Regions from separate parts of the Mus musculus genome. Here region 2 is linked to region 1. Evidence: chromatin loops called from intact Hi-C (ENCODE). Cell type or tissue: left cerebral cortex. All regions are shown on one strand. Each heading gives the region's core, and the rest is flanking DNA. Links, peaks and the distances in the headings are about the cores only.

Region 1 (5,095 bases), core at 386-4,385:
CTTAATAGCAAACACAGGACTGTGGGTGTCTAACAGGCAAGCTCAATGGAAGCCATGCGTTTATAAACACCGACTTACCAAATTGAAGCAGGTAGGGATGCTTGGGACAAGAGGCATGAGGTACCAGGAGGGGTCTCAGTTGTACTGGGCACTGTGACATGGCACCTCAGATGTCATGAAGGAGGCGCCCTTCCAGCATGAGCCCCAACTAGAACTTCTCTGAATTTTCTCCAATGTACCACAAACCAGTAAGGTGAATTTTTCTTTTTCCTAATAATCTTTATAATGACTTTTGCAACATATTACAAAGAGTGGATTTCACTTGTTTGTCCATAGGCATATGCCCAAAGGCAAGGGGGTATACACTCATATACTCTTGATTTTGATTTGAAAGAAAATAGAAGCGATGGATTCTTCAGCTACTTATCAAAAATCATAAAAATTAAAACCAATATTTAGGCTAAGGTGGATTTATACGGGGAGGCATTTTTAGGGGGAACTTGAGGGCAATTTGGTCCAGAAAGACAGAAGAGACAGCGACTATGATTGTCCCGTGATGCTACATGCCAGCAGGCAATTCAGAATTGATTTCTGTTGCACGGGAAAATGAGGATTAACAAACCAATTATCAAACTTGAAATTCTTTTCAGATGCTCCACCTTACAAACATATTTGTAAATGCTAAAAGGCTGTTCAACAGGGAGGTGCCAAGGATAAAAGCCCTGGGTGGTTGTCAATAGACACATTTCATTTCTGTCCAGGCATATTCTGTTTCTCCTCCGCTCCTAAAACAATCCTCATTGTCTTTTCTCTGTGCTCTAATCAACTGTGTCTGTGAACTCTATTTTATTTTTCATTAGTTCTTTGAGAGTTCTATATAACATGCTTTGATTATATCCACCCCTGGCCTCCATTTCTTCCCTGATACATTGTTTTCTTCCTCCATTATCTTAGGGTATTTCCATCCTATGTGGAATTATGTCTCTCTGAAGAAGAGTTAAAAAGACAGGTTAAAGCTCTGAATTTTCCAGTATTACAGATGTGGCCTGATGTAGTGATAAGGTCTCCCCAGGAATTTGCTTCTCCCTGAAGACCTATAGGTAGTTAATGTTACTGGGGGATGAGTTCTTCAGTGGTATAGCCACTGGAAAGTTGTTCATATTCCTGTGATGGACTCTCCATCTATGTTCTGGTAAGCAAGCCTAACTGAACTCACTGGCGCCAGAAAAAAATAAAAGAAAAAAAAAAAAGGAAAATAAAACAATCTATGAAGGTGGAGAGTGTTCTAACTGGGAAGACAGAATGAGCTAATGTAGGACTTGGAGGGAGAAGAGAGGAGGTGCGGGTGGAGAGTTAATGTGACAAAGCACATTAAAAACATGCTTGAAAATGTCACAATGTAACTAATTATTATGTATCAAAGAGCATGTTAATAAAATTGTACATGGGGTGGGGGAAGAGAGGAAATCTTCACAGAAGTAATGGGGATAAAGTAAGGGATTAAGAGCTGGCCTAAGTCGATGAGAAAGGGAAATTTGCGACACTGGCATGCACCGGAAGCAAGTCACCGGAAGATGAAGGCAGGAGGCAGAGTGATGGTTCCACAAGCCAAGGTACACCAAAGACTGCCAGCGAAGACTCAGGATCCACAGATAGGCACAAAGAGAGGTTTTCATCACAGCCCCAGAAAGAACCAGTCATCCTAATGCCTTGACTTGCGACAGCAGCTTCTGGGACTGTGAGACAATACATTTGTGCTGCTTTTTCTCACAGCTGTAGGAAGCGAATATCTTCTCTCGTTTGTCCCACTACTTCAGAGCAAGCCTTACACATTCTTTCCTAGAAACAGAAAGTCTAGTGATGAAGAATGTTTGTGCACAACTGTAAATCTGAAGGCAACCTCGTGGTGGCAAGTGGAAGCCTTTATCCTTGACCCAGTTGAAAGAAGGGCCCCGGGTGGAGTTGGATAGCCTTCTTGGCAAGCAAGCCAATGATTCAGGGAACTGGGGTTGTGTCCTCATCCCACGTATCTCTGTGCAAGTAGAAACTGAAGCATCTCTCCTACTTATTTATGAGAGGTGGAAGAGAATGCTAATTCTTGTAGACCATTCAGATAGAGCTCAATTATCTTTAAAATGTCACCTCTTGTCTTGTCTACTGGCTGATGGACAAGGCTGTGGGGTACCAGTTGGAAAAGTGATATGTAGGACAATTTTGGCACATTCCTGGCCAAGAGGATTTTGTTTGTTTGTTTGTGTGTTTGTTTTTAGCAAGACGGTGGGTGGATTGGCACGTGATGTTTTGTGTGAAGTGAATATATGATAGATACCTGTAGAGCTGGGAAAAATTTTGACCAAACAGGGACAGTATAAGGATTTTTGTCGCCGCGCAGAAGGGAGCCTTCAGAAACAGCCTGCTCTATTTGATTTGCTGCAATGAATTTGGAGGAAACCGGTTTCATTTACTCAGCCGGCTGTAGAGAATACCTCTCATTTCCCTTGTGGACTTACTGCCAAACACGTGCTTTGAAACGGTGCCATTTGGGACGTATGGTGTCTCGGAACACAATGGATTTGGTGGTGGTAGGTGAGGGACAAGTACTTGTTTTGTGATAATGAATAACTGACATTTTGTTTGAAGTCATGTTGTTTGAAGTTTCCTGTCCCCAGCCAAGGCATCCTATGCCAAGAACTGGTAAGGGTTTCTGGATCACCAGAGACTCATTCGTCTTGGATGGGTAGTCAGCCTGTATGAGGTCTTCCTGTGCTAGCTGAAGGTGAAGGAAACTAGAAGGGATTCTTTGATTTTGCACACATACCGGGTGCAGTGGTACTGCCAGCTTGTATCTGTAGAAGGCTTTGATGAGCACATTGCTTACACACATGAGTCAGACGGTCTATATTTAGGAAAAGTCTTCTCTATGCAGTGGAACATTTACAGGTAAAACTGAAGGAAGCAGATCTTGCTAGATCCCCACTGGTGTATTAATAGAAGTAGCTGATTAGGTGTGGGAGCAGATAGAGTCACCAGTGACAACTGTCTAGGCAGAAAAATCCCATCAGTGGAGGCTGTGCTTTGGATCTTAAGTGTCCCTCACAGTCTCGTGTTTTAAATGGCTTTCCTTTAGCTGGTGGTGCTGTTTGGGGTTGCCGTGGAAACTTTAGGAAGAAGAGCCTTAAGTGGGTCATTAGAAGTACCTTTGAGGGTTCTAGTCTGACCATAGTTCCAATTCTACTTTCTGTATCCTGATCCACCACATCATGAGCAGCCTCTACTACTGCCATTGACTATTTTCTACCATGACTCTGCCATGAGTTGAAATTCCCTAAGAATGGGTGCCAAGATAAGATACTCTCACAGGCTGTTTCTTGTTATAGAAAATGCAAATACCTATCTGGGGTTTCTGCCCAGCCTTGAGCATCCAGTTCCTGGATAAAAGACACAGACACATTGAGCCTTTATATTTACAATAAGCCTTAATCAGAACTACCAACGACTGATATCTATCCTCTATGCCATTAGAATCTACTTTCCTATCAATAACCCCAAATTATTATTTACTATTTCACTCTGTTCTTAACTCCAATTGGCCAGCATTTAGTGTCACGTTTTCATGACCCACCTAACCCATGGCGGCTTCTTTCTTCTCCTCCCCTCCTTCTCTTTCTCTCATGGTTCTCCTTCAAACCTACCCACCCTCTCCAGGGCTGGGAACCCTAACATCTGTCTATGTCTTTTCTACCCAGCTATTGGCAGTTGGTACCTTTATTCACCAATCAGAAATAACTTGGGGGCAAGGTCACATGGTGTCACTTGGGTCTACTTGTGGACTCTATTGTCTCTGGCGCAACCAGGTCTTGAGGAAACAATGTTAGCATTAGAGTATGAGCAGCATCAGGCCCCCACTACAGTTTCTGTGAGGCCTTGTCCCAGTTCACAACAGTAACTGACAGAGAGGGTAGAAGCTACAGTTAACAGAAGAGGTAAAGGACAGGGGGCTTGGGAAAAGAAAATGTGGATAGGAAAGAAAGGATCTACCTCAGGGAAGAGATGTGCACCAGGCAGCAGCAAGCACATGGACATACAGCACAAGAGATGAGGATGGCTTGTCTTACTGTTTCCATACAGCCTATGTTGCTTTTGCTTTCCAATGGCAGAAATAACACATGTTCCATAGGGGAGAAGGCTTTCCTTCCACGTTTGGATACTGGTCTTTTCCTGTGCTACCAGTGTACAGAATGGATGGATGATCCTGCCTCTTGACTCTGGGTCAAGGCAGCGAGTTTGGGTAGAATATCATGGCAGTGGGAACCCATGGCAGAGGGTTGTGATGTGAAAAGAAGGGGGAGAGACTTGGGGAAAGCAACCCCCTCAGGCCTACCTTGACTGACCAACTTCTACTGGGTCCCACTTTCTAAAATTTCCCGAGTCTTCTTAAACAGGACCAGCAGTTGGGGAGAAGAACATTCGAAAGATGATTCCATAGAGGACACTTTATAAATTCCAATTAGAACAGATATATTCAACCTGGGGTGGGTTTATCGAGATGTAACTGCATGGTTAGTTGTGGTGAGGGGCGTTGGGACTAACAAGTTACAGGTTGCTGTCTAGAGCAGTGGGTAGAGAACAAAATGATAGGCTGAGATGGTACAGAAGGTCTGATCATGCCAGGACTCAGATGACCTCCCCAAAGGACAGGTCCAGAGAAGTCTGGTCTGGCCAGAAGATATTCTGGATTTGTATGGTCTGGATAGGCAGTGGTGTGGTCAGGAAGCCAGTTAAATATGAGTGGGTGTGAGAACACTTTAAATTCCAGAAGGGAGCCAGGGTGACTGGGCCATTTTGATTGCCAGTATGAAGGGTCAGGACTGGGGAGACTTAAGAGAATGGCGTCAAGAAGTTCAAAGCAAGAAGGGACCCAACAACAGGAGCCAGAAGCCTTTGTCACCTATGCAGAGGACACAACAGAGGAACAGATAATAGTCTTGGATGCTTGGGATGAAAGAGAAACAATCAGAAACCACAGGACTGAGAGGCAGACTGGCCCCTGGACATCAGTTCAGTGTGGAGAGGATTTTAGGCAACAGCAATGGCA
Region 2 (5,095 bases), core at 551-4,550, 460 kb after region 1:
GGCATACGGTTCTGATTAGTGCATCGTACTGAGGTGGGGCAGCCAGAACTGTTCAATCTGGAAAAGTCAACTCAAATGCTTATTTATGGCTATGACGTTTGACTCTTACACCTGACACTGAAGCACTGTGGGAAAATGATCTAAAGGAAGGGCAAGCGGGCGGGGGAGTTTTGTCCTGTGACATTTCAAAATGTTAGCCAAGGGCCTGAGAGGGTCGTACCAAAAGTGACTTCTTGTTTGTAAGAGCCCTTGTGTTTTCTCAGGAGGACTTGGGGCTTTGTGTCTGACTCACTGCCATCCCCAAGTGTTCTGCAGCAATGCCCAGAGACAAAAACTAACCAGCTGTGCGCAGTGATACCCAATGGCACAGAGTATAAAATTACAGCTTGCTTTCTATAATGTGTTAAACTTTAGGTTTGGGAAGGTATCTCAGTTCTGTCCTTTTACCCCATGTAGTAGTTTTGCCAGGATGTCAAAATTAATGCTAAATAGTTCCTTTCCTTTCCCTCCCTCCCTCCCTCCCTCCCTCCCTCCCTCCCTCCTCTCTCCCCCTCTCTCTTTCTCTCTGTCTCTCTCCCTTTCTTTCCTCTCTGAAAAGTAATGGAAAAGTCAGCACACATTTCCAAACTTTATAGGTTTTGTTGCCATTCTGGAATTGAACATTTGTATTACATTCCAGCATGTATGCCTGATAAACTCTCACTTTGAAACCCATGTTCTAAAAAGTCTTACCTTGAGTATTTACTCTGTTAAATCATCCCTAGAAATATATTACAATATCTGATGAAAATCCCCTCACCTTTAATTTTACTAGATAGGGATCATAAGGATAGTAATATTTTCAAGAGCAGAAGTAAATAAATAAATCCTACCATTGAACTATAGCATGGTGTTTCGATATCTCCATAAGGACAGAAAAAAATATGAAGGCTAGCTGCATCTATATTTTTCATTGTATGAAAAATGGTTGAAAGTTCAGAAAATTTTTGTTGCTTCTAAGTAAAAGTCAAGACCTAAATGAGGTGACATTTGTTTGAACAAATTTCCAAGAGGATGGTGGAAATGTTTTCTTGATGTTTCAGTCAAGCTGGGCCACAGAGGCCAAGCTGCCGCTGGAGATGGTACCTGGAGCTTGGAGAGTTCCTGCACAGCAGACTGTTCCACTTGCAACTTGTCAGCCCACCGTTTCAACTCAGAGATTCCACCCTCGAGGTCCCTGAGTCCCTCTTCAGCCTGTTGGATGGCCTGTGTAAGATTCACAACATATTGTTCAGACTCTGAAGAACAATTCTGCTCCAAAGAAGCTTTTGGACTTTTTGGGTTTGTACTTCTATTTTCAAGAATTATTTTAAATACATAAGAAGAATCTAAACACACACACACACACACAAAACATCGACATGTACTACTGGAAAAAAGAGAAGGTCCTCTATTATATTGCACGTTAGCTTTATTAGGCAAGGAGGTAGGGCAGAGCTAGGGTAGAGAGCTGTGAGAGGAATGGCTTCCTTAAACAAGGGGATTTGTAGATAAATCACCCTACATTAGAAGCAGCCTGTAGTAAACTGTAGCAGACTGTGAGTAAAGTATGTTCCCGAGATGTCTAGGGGGCCATGGAGCTTCCTGAAATGCAATGGAACTTCACTGGACACTGCACCAGTGTGGCAACACCAAAGTGTGAGGGGAGCCTGGTCAAGGAATGGTTGTTCTGGGCTGGTGAGGTGGCTCAGCGGGTAAGAGCACTGACTGTTCTTCTGAAGGTCCTGAGTTCAAATGCCAACAACTACATGGTGGCTCATAGCCACCTGTAATGAGGCCTGATGCCCTCTTCTGCTACATCTGAAGACAGGTACAGTGTACTTATGTATAATAATAAATAAGTCTAAAAACAATGGTTGTTCCTTTCTCTAAAGTGGAAAAGTCAATTAGCAAGGATTAAACTGGCTGAGCCTTGTGGTGAGGTCTCTGGGAAGAGGAGACCTTGCTCTAAACTTCAAGGAACTGACAGTCTTGTAAGGATGCCAGTAGAAAATAAACCAAATCTCAATATAATTAGGTACTAAAATTCATGATGCAACTCATCTTTGACAAGAGAATGGAGGAAGGAGGATCCGACCAACAGACCCTGGTCTAAGTGGGTTTCTGGAAGAACTACAACCCAGTCGCCCTTGACAATGAGAGGAGTCTGGACTCCAGATGGCAGATGAAACACATGTCCCCCTTTTCCTGTCCCGAAATCTCTCTGAAACAATAGCAAATATTTGGTTTGCTTGTTTTTTGGTGCTGGGGCAAGGAAACAGGGAAGACAACAAGACCAACAAATTCTCAAAGTTAGAATTCAGACAAATATATGAAATTTTACTGGTGCTGAGTAAGCTGAATTCTAACCTAATAGAACAACTGCACTACCAAGTTTAGAGCATTGGGAGTTTCAGTAAGTTGGAAGACAGAGACAGAAAGCTAGTGAAAAACTGCCGAGAGCATAAAATCCCAACCCTGCTTCATGCCACATTGCCCTTTTCTTTGCAGACGAAAGGCTCAAAGTTTATTTATTATCTGAAAAAGGAAGGGGGCTTTCTAGACTGAGGGATGGCAGATATGGCAGTAGGCTTCAGTGTTGGATTGAAAAGGGAGAAGTTGGAGTAGGTCGTCCATGCCTATAATCCTGGAGGCAGCTCACATACTAGCAATACCCTTGGGGAGAGGAAGAACAAAAAGAGAGAGGGAGGATGTGGGGGATGAGGGAGAGATGCAGGGTAGAAGGGAGAGGAGGGAAGAGCAATAAAAGAGGAAACAACAAGAGAGGAAAAAAGGAAGAGAGAAAGGAAAGAAAGAAATGGGGTGTAGAAATTACAAAGCTTTGTCCACAAGTCAACCAAGTCTACTCTGCCTCAGGAAGGGCTGTGGTCACTCCTCTACTGCTGAGAAAGTTGGGGTTCATAAGAACAATTGAGGGAGCTTAAAACTTGAACAGAGAGCTTGTCCAACAAATGGGCCAATGAACCAGTTATCTCCTCAAAATTGTCAGTTTCATCCTTACTTCAGGTTCCTATTTCAACTATTTAATCCCAACCCAGATATAAAACAGATAACAAAACATGACTATGAAGTCAAGAATATTCAACATGACCAACATAGATGATTCTAGCAAACAAAAAAGGGACCAGAGGGAAGCAGATTATGTCAAAAACAAAAACAAAGACAAAAAAAAACTCTCCAACGACCAAACTGTGAATACATCCAGTTATATTACAGAAAAGAATGTATTTGTTTAAAGAAAAGGACAGGGTATTACCAAAAGAGACAGAAAGATAAAGATCTCTTTCAAAAATGAGAGTAGTGGACAAGGTGTGAAGTATCTCCCTGAAGGGAGTTTCACAAGGAAAAGCAGATGAAAGGAAGAAATGAAAAGAATTAAATAAATTATTGAAATTTTTTTTTCAAAATGAAAAGATAGCTAGAAATCCAACCAGAAGAGCCTATTGAGTTCTCAGTACAGGAGATAAAAATAGGCCCTCCAAGATGTTTGTGATACTCCAAACCCCTAGGGGCCTTTGGGAATCCGAAGGAGTTTTGGATTTCTCAAGTCAGCAATGGAAACAAGCATCTACAAACTAAGAGAAACTTATTTCTGACCTGGAGTTCTACAAAGAGCCAAACAAAAAGTAGGAAGAACTTAAATAAGAACATTTTCAGGGACTGAGGAGGTGGCTCAGTGGGTAAAGAGATCTACTGGTAACCCTAATTCAAATCCCTAGGGACCACATAAACCAGACAAGCCAGCAGGCTTCTATATTCAGAGTACTCTCACAGTGATGTGGGAGGCACAAGAGGACACCTCAGAAGCTCACAGGCCAGCTGGTCTGCATGGTCAGTGGTGAATACCAGAAGAGCCCCCTGTAAATAGGGTGAAATTGGGAACCCATGTCTGAGAATGTCCTCTTTCTTTCCTACACCATGGAGGTCATTTCTGATGTCATTTTGGAGTAGCAAATTCCTCCAGAGCAGCAGCTACCACTGATGTCACTTCTGACCTCACGTTCCATAAATATGTATAGAAGGGACCAAGTCAGTATCACTGGGCACTCTATCCAAACCCCATGTAGAAATTAAAATATGCATTGAATAAAAATGCCATAGCATGTCATTCATCAGTCAAAAAAAATTGGCATCTCACAGTAAAGCAGCGATCTACGTATCTGCGGTTCTAGAACATGCCTGTACATACCTGCATCTGTTCCACAATGGGCTGTTCAAACACATTTGCCAGCTTCTGCAGAATGATATATTTGCTGTCAGCTAACGATGTAAACAACACCTTCAGGTCATTCTGGGGAAGAAAGCCATGGAAAGACAACATGTGAAATGTGGGAGTAGAAGGGTTACAACATCACACAGATTCAAGGAGATGATACACAGATACACCTCTGCCTCTGGATATTATGTAGCAGTTTCCTCCAAGATTAAAGCGTTATAACCTCAGAGGGAAACTGGTTAATAAAGATGTTAAGAGGATGGTGAAACAGTAACAATTTCTAAGAGGAGGTGAAAGATTCCTCCTTATAAGGAAACACATTAAGACAAGAAGAAAACAACTGGAAGGAAGTCCCTGAAACTGAGCAGGTGCACTAGGCCCCTTCTTTACCCCAAGCATGTTTAAGCAATAAGAACTGATGGGTTGGGCTTTGGTAATACATCTGCTCCATATTTCTAAAAGAATGTCAATAAAACTCACTATTCACCAAATTGGACCTTGGTGGCATCCTTAAATTACTCTATCCTTTACTTCCCACTGGGGTAAGTAGGCATTTGTTTACATGTCCCAGGAATTCAGTGTTGTACAACACAGTGGGAATTTCTTCCAGGACCCTCTAAAGACATCTAATTCCAGAGAGGCTCACACCCTTTATATAAAACCATATCATGATATAGTGTTGTATATAACCAGTGCATGTCCTTCCAAATACATTATTTTAACAACTTTTAAAATAAAATTTATTTTTAATTTTAAGACTTTTAAGATTTCGTTTTTATTTATGTATATTATATGAGCATGTGAAAGAAGGTTCCCAGGGAGGCTGGAAGAGGGCATCAG

Evidence for each region. Hi-C counts contacts between places; a loop is a spot of excess contacts. Peaks named below come from ENCODE experiments on the same cell type or tissue, not always from the same donor. Only the 100,000 strongest peaks of a DNase experiment are listed, where the experiment ranks them.
Region 2: it touches region 1 in a loop (2.5-fold over the local background); 2 of 42 quality-filtered maps call a loop at or near these places.

What each region holds. Positions count from the first base shown.
Region 1 is chr10:4,681,372-4,686,466 of GRCm38, forward strand. It overlaps a transcript of Esr1 not described here. Among named protein-coding and RNA genes, the nearest start is that of Esr1, 26 kb to the right of the region's middle. In left cerebral cortex, for the core only: no CTCF peak of the experiment used is centred there; DNase peaks (open chromatin) are centred at 2,593, 2,946 and 3,297.
Region 2 is chr10:5,142,025-5,147,119 of GRCm38, forward strand. It overlaps Syne1 (spectrin repeat containing, nuclear envelope 1), which reads right to left. Exons shown (of 146, transcript NM_001347711.1): 104 at 4,229-4,330; 105 at 1,126-1,245. Among named protein-coding and RNA genes, the nearest start is that of Gm51757, 180 kb to the right of the region's middle. In left cerebral cortex, for the core only: no CTCF peak of the experiment used is centred there; no DNase peak of the experiment used is centred there.